3 separate regions of the Homo sapiens genome follow, and all the other regions are linked to region 2. Evidence: chromatin contacts called from ENCODE Hi-C or POLR2A ChIA-PET data. All regions are on one chromosome and are shown on one strand. The core of a region is the stretch at or near the end of the contact, and the rest is flanking DNA. Distances in the headings are between cores, read along the strand shown.

Region 1 (2,845 bases), core at 1-2,500, 260 kb before region 2:
AGCGGCCGAGGACCCCTGTGTCTCCATAGAGCTGGCGCACCTGCCAGCAGATCCCATCCCTGGGGGGGCGGGGAGGAGGCACCACAGGCTGGGAGACCCCAACCAGGAATCCTAGTCCAGGCCACAGCCGGGGTGGGGTCAGGGGCCAGAGCAGGGCTGAAGTCCGGGGGCTGAGAGGAGGGTTGGGGTTAGGGTGCAGGGCTGCTCTGGGACTCACAGCTTTCGGAAGGTACTGACAGCCATGGCTGTGCCCTGGGGAGCCACATGCAGTGTGGTGGCCTCGGCCCGGTGGCCCTGCTCCTGCAGGAAACGGCAAGCGGAGCCCACAGCCACAAGGAGCCAGGTCCCTGCAAACTGGGGGCAGACCATGGGAGAACTCGAGGGCACTGTGGGAGGGCCCCTCACCTGCTTCCCTCTACACCCCCCACAACTTCACCTGCTTCCCTCTCCCCCGCAACAACTTCTACCTGTCTCCCTCTACCCCTCCCACAACTTCTACCTGCCTCCCTCTACCCCCCCCAACTTCTACCTGCTGAGCATCAAAATTGGCCTTGGGCTGGATGGTGCTGATGGGGGATGCGGGCCGGCGTGGCCTCTGAGGCTTCTGGCCCAGCGAGCCAGCTGCCAGGAGCAGAGTCAAGAGGGTCGCAGTCCCAGGGGGCAGCATGGTGGCGGCAGCAGGGTGGCAGGACTGTGGGAGGCCAAGGGTAGCACCACCAAGTCCCAGGACAGAGTCTACTCTGCTGTCACAGAGCCCAGCCCAGGAAGTCCATGTCCATCCGTTGCCTCCCCACCCCCCACCTCCAGCCTCCTCGTGAGCCTAGCTTCGATCTGCACTTCCTGGCAGGGCCCTGGCACCATGTCCTATGTACAAAGTCCGAGTTGACCTCTGGCTGTTTATCCATTTCTCCTGCACCCCTGATTTCCACCGACAGTCCTTAGCCCTTTACACGTTATCTTCCTTAAACCATCACCCAGTGGTCTTATCTCCATGGCCAACGTCACGGGGTTCATGAAGCCACTTGCTCAGGGCCCGGCAACAGGGAGCGCCGGAGGCGGGTCCCGAACCAGCGTTCGTTGAGCCTCGCCTGCAACCCCGCCCACGACCGCCGCCCGCTGGCCACAAGGGGCGCTGTTCCCAATGCGCCCGAGTGCGCGCAGGCGCACAAAGAAAAGCCGGCCAGGCCGCCGGAGCCCAAGGCGCAGGCGCACGAGGGGCGGATGCGGGCTACCCGCGCGCTCTGCCTTCCTCGGCCATCGATGCCTCGGGGCTCGTGGCGTCGGGCCTGGCGGGCTCCCCGTTGGGCGGGGGCGGCGGTCCGAGCGGCTGCGGCAGCGGAAGCGGGTCCGGGTCGCGCAGGGCGGGGGCGGCGCAGCGGGCGGAGGCGGCCGTGGTGAGTGCGCCTGCGGCCCTCGGGGGTCCCGCCTTGTCGTCCCCGCCCGCCTTGGGCGAGTGCAGGAGCCCCGAGGCCGCCCGTGCGCTCGTCCCCGCCGTCCGCCCCGAGCCCGCCGGGCAGAGCTGCTCCAGGGCCGCAGGGCGGAGGCCACTGCCTGGCCGCCCCGAGCTTCCTCTCGGCGGAAGCCCGTCCCCGGACGGCGCCTGGTGTCCCCGTGCCTCGCGTGCGGCGGTCCGGGCCCTGGCGGGCTGAGGGGCGCCCGCTGCCGGCCGCAGGAGGCCGGGGGATGACGCGGCGGAGAGGGGCCGGCCCGGCCCGCCCGGAGCTGCCGGGTCCTTGGTTGGGCGGCGGTACCCGGGCGTCCCCTGCAGACACGCAGCCCCGTGGAACTCCCGGCGGGACGGTTGGGGCTGGAGGAACAGGACGCCCGCTCTCGGCCTCCCTTCCCGGGCCTGGGCTGAGGGCAGCCGTTGGTGGGTTTCAGGGCCGCCTGGGCAGAATGTCACGATGGACGAGGGCGGCACGCCCCTGCTCCCCGACAGCCTGGTCTACCAGATCTTCCTGAGCCTGGGCCCGGCCGACGTGCTGGCCGCCGGGCTGGTGTGCCGCCAATGGCAGGCCGTGTCGCGGGACGAGTTCCTGTGGAGGGAGCAGTTCTACCGCTACTACCAGGTGGCCCGCGACGTGCCCCGACACCCAGGTCAGTGGCGTGTGGGGCCCCTACCCACGTTCTGCAGCCAGGGCCCCGGGCCCCTGCGCTTGGGGGTCAGCCTGGCTGGGGGCCCGCCCCGCGGCCCCGCGTGTCCATGCTCACCCCCCCACACCCTGATAGAGGCCTGTCAGGACACAGCGCAGGCGCCCCTCAGAGCTTGGAGGCCAGAGGGTTCATTGGGTCACTTGGGGGGTGGGGGGTACAGGGGTCTCTGTGAGCTACAGGGTTGAATCCCCCAGCCGAGGCCTATGCCATGACTAGTGGGTTCCAGGGGCACCACGGGGCCTGCCAGGACTGCTGGGGCCACACTCGGCTCATGGCCGTGACTGCGAGGAAGGCCCGGGCCCAGGACTGACAACTGCCCACCCGCAGCGGCCATGTCCTGGTACGAGGAGTTCCAGCGGCTGTATGACACGGTGCCCTGCGTGGAGGTGCAGACGCTGCGGGAACACACAGACCAGGTCCTGCACCTCAGCTTCTCCCATTCCGGGTACCAGTTCGCGTCCTGCTCCAAGGACTGCACTGTGAAGGTGAGGACGGCCAGGTGTCCTGCACACCCCACCCAGCTCTGCCGCAGCACGGAGGTCCCAGGACCCAGGCGTTCCAACCAGGTGGTGGTGGGGGGGGGGGTGGGTCAGGCCAGAGGTGACAGCAGCCTCCCTGCATCCAGCGGAGGGACCACAGAGGATCAGGAGCGGTGCAGGGTGGCCCTGAGTGCTGAGGAGAGGGTCCCACA
Region 2 (3,084 bases), core at 454-2,953:
GGCTCCATTCCGGGGGGAGGAGAGGAGGGAGAGGTGTCCAACACACACACAGTCACCTAGGGGTGCAGGAAGATGGTGGCCACCCTGGAAAGGTCGGTGGGCTGGGAGGTAAAGGACAAGAAGGGGGCTGGCATGTAAAGCCCCTGGACAGGCCTGATGGTTGTGAGGACTGGATTCCACAGCCAGGGTACAACCTGCTCGGGACCTGGGTGCACAGAGCCTCCAGCTGAAGGTGCTGTGAAGCCCCACTCCTCCAGGAAGTCCACCTGGGACCCCAGCCCACACCCCCGCATCCCCCAGCTCCCGGCAGCGGCACTCCTGTCTGCAGGGTGCACCCACCTCATCTGCCCTGGAAGATGAAAACCCCGCAGCCGTCAGCAGCCACCTCTCAGCCTCTCAGAGGCACAGCAGTGCAGCTCTCAGACCTCCCGGCTGCGGGGTGTGCAGTTCCGGCTCCAAGCGTGGAAAGAGGTCAAGCCAGGCCCTCCAAGCTGATTCCAGATGAAGCCCATATGGATCTGGAAGGAGACTGGGCTGGAAAATGCTCTCCTGGGTTTCGCTGTAAGATGCCTACAGGCCTAAGGCAAAAGGATGTGTCTCCACTTTCAAGAAAAGCTGGGACCGCCTGGGCAGGGGCTGCTGAGCCCAGGCAGCGAGACCCCACGTCCTTCAGGACCGCAGTTCCCCATTCATTTGAAGAGCAGTTTCTGTATTTGTCATTCTCTCAGTACAGTTTGGGGGGTGGTTACAATGTTCAGGGAAATGTTTTAACAGCTCAACTCTGCATCTGAAAAAAGAGGGGCCGTGCTCCCCTGCTGACCCGTTAGAGCGCAGGGCGGCCAGCACTCCCGCAACTGCAGCAAACCCAAGAGTCCCTATGAGGAGGGACCCCAGGAAACTGCTTTTCAATCTCCATCTGCTCCCTGAGGTGGGACGCCGGGTGGGGGCCGGGCCAGGTGACTGCTGCCCTTGTCCCAGCTGCACCTTGCCCTGCCACGCTGGCCGTGCTGCCAAGCGGATGTGAACGCCGCCACCTGACACCCACCTCGCCTGCCCCCGGAGCGTCCCTGGTGACAAGGCTACTTCTGGCACCCAGGGTGGGGCAACCCAGCCCCGCCCAGACACACGCCCCAGTTGGCCTGCGCGCCCCCACGAGTCTCCCCGCAGGGGACCGAGAACACCCTAAGAGCCAGGCTTTCTGCCAGGTGGCCACTGGTCACTCGGGGGCGGTTCCGGCGGCCCTTTGCGTGGCCACCGGCCTGGCACGGGCGCATCCCCGCTGGTTTTACGCCCTTGGGGAGCTGTGGTTCTGCGCGCGGGAGCCTGTGGCTGCCCCGGCAGCGGGGGGAGGGGGCACCGGGCGGGGCAGGAGGCCCAGACCATGGGGGGCAGCGCCAGAGCCCGAGCCACCGGCAAGCCATGATGGGGGGGTCCCCTGGGACCGGGAGGGTGGGAGCAGAGCGCCAGAGCCTCGGTAACCTGGCAGAAGGCTGTGGGGAGGGAGCGTGGAGGGGAGGTCCGGGCCGGGTGACCCAGGGCGGGAAGGGGGGGCCGTGTCGGGGCGGGGTTGGGGACAGTGGCGGGGCGGGGCCTGGTGAGGGGACCGTGTCGGGGCGTTGTTGGGGACAGTGTCGGGGCGGGGCGCCGCACCTAGCCCTTCCCTGCCGCGCGCTCCTCCCCCACGCCGCGCCCCGCCCCGCCCAGCCCCGCCGCCCTCGCAATAAGGGGCCTGAGCGCGCGGGGGAGAAGCGGGAGCGGGAGCGGGAGCGAGCTGGCGGCGCCGTCGGGCGCCGGGCCGGGCCATGGAGCTGTGGCCGTGTCTGGCCGCGGCGCTGCTGTTGCTGCTGCTGCTGGTGCAGCTGAGCCGCGCGGCCGAGTTCTACGCCAAGGTCGCCCTGTACTGCGCGCTGTGCTTCACGGTGTCCGCCGTGGCCTCGCTCGTCTGCCTGCTGCGCCACGGCGGCCGGACGGTGGAGAACATGAGGCAAGGCCGGGGGCCGCCGGGAGGGGCCGGGGAACCGCCGCGCCGCTTCCGCTTCCCTAACTTTCTTCTGGGCTTCCCTCCTTCCTGCCCCGCCCGTCCCGCCCCGCTCCGGGGCTCCGGGGAGAGCGCGCCTGGGCCGGCGGCAGGCACAGGAGGGGGTCCCGGAGTCAGGGGGTCCCGGAGTCACGGGGTCAAGGAGCCGGCGTCACAGTGCCCAGCACCCCACCCCCCGCCCTGGCCCCGGGCGTCTACACCGGTTTCGGCCTCCGCCGCGTCCCTGCAGCCCGGCGTGGGGTTCCGGGGGTGGAGCAGCTTTCGGAGAGAAAGGGGGCCGGTCCGCGCTGGGAGAGGCTCAGCCCTGCTTCCTGAGCGGGGAAACCGAGGCCGGGGCGGCGGGGACTTGCCCCAGGGCTATTGATCAGGGCGCACGACGGCGTGGGGGCACCCCTCGGCCTCCCTCCGACCCCCTCCTGACTGTCCGCCCGGTGATGGGCGCACCTGTGGGGCGGGTTCCCCTTTCTCTCCCTTTCCTCTTCGCAGGGAGGTGGGGGACCCGGAGGGGACCTGCTTCCGTGCTGGGGAGCGCGCCCCTGGCCTACAGCTCCGGGGGCCCAGCTTCCAAGCGAAGGGAAGGAAGAGTTAGGACTAGGGTTCGGCGGGGCTGAAATTTTCCCCTGGACGCCTTCCAGAAGGTGGGAGCTTGGTTTTGCCAGGCTGGGGTTGGGGGCCAGAGGTCAGACTGGGCTGCCAAAGACGGCGGGGGCTGCCTGCTCCTGGGCGGGGTGGCTGCTGGAGAAGGCTCTTGCCTGCCCCCTCTCCCTGTTAGCCGTCCCCAGGCTGTTGCTACATTTCTCCCTGCCCTGTTTGGACTGCCCAGCCAGTGGCTTTTGCAATGGCCTGGGGTGGGGGCATTGTGGCCCCAGAGGCCCCCTTCCCCGTGGTTCCAGGGGCAGTGGGTGAGGGTTTGCTAGCTCCCTGCACTCGCTGTCCTTGCCAGCCCTGGGAGGGCACTGAGGCTGCTGGAACGGGCCTACAGTCATGGCTTCCAACGGAGCCCCAGAAGCTCCAGGAATATGAAGGAGGACCCTGGGCCTGATGGT
Region 3 (2,930 bases), core at 244-2,743, 290 kb before region 2:
GGAACTGCGGCGAGCGACCCCCACCCGCGTCGGCCAGGACCCTCCGGACCCACCTGCGCCTACCTGCGGGGGCGCCTCTGCCGTCTACTCCTCCGGTCTCCAACCCGGCCCCGCCCCCACGCCCAATCCCCCGAGCAGCCACGCCCCTCACGCCCCGCCCCAGGAACTGACCCCCGCCCCTCAATCCCCGCCCCAGGAGATGACCCCGCCCCTCACATCTCCGCCCCAGGAGCTGACCACGCCCCTCACATCCCCGCCCCAGGAGATGACCCCGCCCCTCACATCCCCGCCCCAGGAGCTGACCACGCCCCTCACGACCCCGCCCCAAGAGCTGGCCCCGCCCTTCATGTCCACAACCAGGGAACTGACCGCGCCCCTCACGCCCCATGCCCCCCTAGGAGCTGACCCCGCCCCTCACGTCCCCGCCCCAGGAGCTGACCACGCCCATCAGGCCCCCGCCCCGCCCCGGGAGGTGGCCCCGCCCCTCACGCCCCGCCCCAGGAGATGACCACGCCCCACTTCCCCCTCCCCCGGAGATGGCCCCGCCCCTCACGCCTCAGCCCCAGAAGCTGGCCACGCCCCTGACACCCAGCACCCCCGTCTGGCCACGCCCCTCCCGAGGACAGTCCCTCACCCTCGCACGCCGCCCACCAGCCAGCTTCGGCCCCTCCGCCCCCGGTCCCGATTCTGTGCCCTGGCTGAGCGCCTGGCCCATACAGCGGGCGGCAGAGGACGTCGCATTCCTGGCGGGGATCGGGGCGGGTCTTCGGCTCAGCTCTGCGGACCGCTGGGGTTCTCCTCGACGCCAGGGAGGGGCGCGCGGCGCGGGGACCCGCGCTCCGGCGCTTCCCCGAGCAGCTCCCGGGCGAGAGCGCGCGTCGCCGGCTGTCTGTGCGGTGCGCGTCCCTCCCAACCCCCACCGCGCACGGAGTGTTTGTCGCCATCCCTGTGCCCCACCCGCCCGTGTCCTGGCACCCAGGTGTGGAACGTGCGCTCGTGTGTCCTCTGGGGGTCGCGTGCCCACAGGGGTGGACGTGTCTGGCTGGCGTGGGCGCGTGTGTGGCCCGGTGTCTGCGTGGCCCATCAGGGGAGACGGGACGCGGTGCCCAGGGAGGGCTTCTCGCGGGCAGCCTCCTCGGGCGGCTACCCAGCCTCCTTCCTGCGCGCCCGCTCAGTCCCTGGCCGGCACTGCCCGGCACTGCGGGACTTCGCTCACTCCTCCCAGGGGGAAGACCCAGCCGGAAAGTGCCCTTCCCCTGACAGGGTCCTGTAGCCCTTGGGGATGACGCAGGAAAGCCCCTCACCTTGTCCTGCTGGAAGTTGGGCTGCACGGAGACCTGGGCCTCCGGTGCTGCCTGCAGGTCGCCCAGCACCCCCAGCAGGGCCAGTCCCATCCACAGTGTGTGATGAGTAGCCATTCTCCTGCAGCAGAGCGGGTGTCCGGGGCCTGGTGCCAGTGGTGTGGGAGAGCGAGGGAGGTGTGCAGGAGGAGCGGAGGGCACTGAGGAGACCCCTATTTATGGGCCAGGCTTGGCCTCCACCCAGGGCCCGGGGACAGCCCACTGAACACTCGTGATGCTGGGGGATGGGGTGGCCAGGCACAGCTGCAGCCTCGTCCCCCACAGGGCGCTTATGCAAGAGGCCTGGGCCTGCTGCCCCAGCTGAGGCAGCGTGGGGGTGAGGCAGAGGCCCCTGCCCACTGGTCCCAGAGACAGAGCTGGCAGGGACCTTGCCCACCCTCCTCCTGCTGGCAGGGCCCACCAACCCAGCGGCCCTGATAGGGCAGGGGCTGTGTTCCTCAGCCATGCCCGCCTCCGAGGCCTCTGGTGACTTCCCACTGGGGGCCAGGACCCACATCTCACAGCCCCTACCATCATTCCCTTTCCGAGCCCTGCCACCCCAGAAGGGGACACAAGCCCCACTTCCACCCTGAGAGTTTGGTCCTGAAACGCCCAGCAAGTGAAGTGTTGATGAGAAGCTCAGGCCAAGGTAGAGAAACTTGATCTGGCCCGCAGGGTCCCGAGGGCCAGGTTTGCTGGGCATGGCTTCCCCCATGGCCAGCTGTTGGGGCTCTGATAGTGACCCCTGGGTGCCCATTTCAGCCTGGGGCACCTTTGGGCTTGAGCACAGGCCCTATCCCTTGCCAGAGGCCCCAACTTCCCCCAGCAATCCCCCCACCCCAAGTCTGCCCCCCGCCGAGTCTGGGCCTCCCCACCCCGAGTCTGGTCCAGACTCGGGAGCACCCCGTGGGGCTGTCCTGTTACCCCAGCGCTGCACCCAGCTCCTTGGGCCCCTCCAGCTCGTTGGCCCTGGCTGGGGCCCTGTCACAGGCCGTCACAGGCAGGCACATGTGGTGGGCCCTCTCTGGATTCTGTTGGGACTGAGCTTCCCTGGCAGGCGTGGTGGGTGAGCGCTGCCGCTGGTCTGAAGGTGAGCCCGGGTGGGGAGCTGGGAAATGTACATGAGAGCAGGAGTGAGTCGGATGGGGTGGGGTGGTGAGCTTCTACGGGGCTGCTGGCGACCACTGGGGGCCGGAGCCCGTCTTCTTCCTGGATTCTGTGGCCCATCCCTTGCTGGGGGCGCACGAGCCCTGGGAGTGGGCTGGTGTGGACTGCTTCCTTGTTCCCCTTCCCCAGTGCCCGGGGGTCAAGGAGCCCAGACTGGGGGAGGCGCATGCCTATGTAGCAGCAGGGGCTAGTGGGCAGCACTGGTGTCAGGGCTGGTGGGGGTGGCCGGGTAGCATCCCAGGCAGAGGCCAAGGTGAGGGAGTGAGTCCCAGGGAGCCGGGAGGCACCTGAGAGGCAGGGAGAAGGAGGGCAGCGGTGCAGGGGGGCCAAGGCAGTCCTGAGAACCCACTCCTCCACCTGGACCTCCTATCAACCCCTGCCTGAAGCAGCAGCGTGCTGCTAGCTCAGATGCCATCTGTGCCA

What was found. A loop is a pair of places that touch in the nucleus more often than their neighbours do. ChIA-PET counts read pairs that join two places held with the same protein, here RNA polymerase II (POLR2A). Pooled maps may share reads with other maps.
Region 1: a map of gastrocnemius medialis shows a loop between it and region 2 (5-fold over the local background). The contact joins the promoter of FBXW5 here to the promoter of AGPAT2 in region 2. A Hi-C loop is called at or near these places in 1 of 168 maps with a recorded cell type or tissue (gastrocnemius medialis) and 5 of 50 pooled maps. POLR2A ChIA-PET finds 5 or more read pairs at or near these places in 2 of 52 experiments (A673 and activated CD8-positive, alpha-beta memory T cell).
Region 3: a pooled map shows a loop between it and region 2 (3-fold over the local background). The contact joins the promoter of PTGDS here to the promoter of AGPAT2 in region 2. A Hi-C loop is called at or near these places in 1 of 50 pooled maps.

The regions. Positions count from the first base shown.
Region 1 is chr9:136,943,143-136,945,987 of GRCh38, reverse strand. FBXW5 (F-box and WD repeat domain containing 5) reads left to right here and starts at 1,250. Exons shown (of 9, transcript NM_018998.4): 1 at 1,250-1,394; 2 at 1,882-2,097; 3 at 2,482-2,639. The coding sequence starts at 1,905. It overlaps C8G (complement C8 gamma chain), which reads right to left and starts at 745. Exons shown (of 7, transcript NM_000606.3): 1 at 530-745; 2 at 218-354; 3 at 1-59. The coding sequence starts at 667. RefSeq lists silencers at 1,207-1,786, 2,167-2,236 and an enhancer at 2,072-2,837.
Region 2 is chr9:136,686,076-136,689,159 of GRCh38, reverse strand. AGPAT2 (1-acylglycerol-3-phosphate O-acyltransferase 2) reads left to right here and starts at 1,703. Exons shown (of 6, transcript NM_006412.4): 1 at 1,703-1,984. The coding sequence starts at 1,803. RefSeq lists silencers at 977-1,056, 1,527-1,726, 1,947-2,516 and an enhancer at 2,237-3,084.
Region 3 is chr9:136,976,067-136,978,996 of GRCh38, reverse strand. PTGDS (prostaglandin D2 synthase) reads right to left here and starts at 1,493. Exons shown (of 7, transcript NM_000954.6): 1 at 1,305-1,493; 2 at 1-4. The coding sequence starts at 1,418. It also overlaps LOC124902312. RefSeq lists an enhancer at 1-433.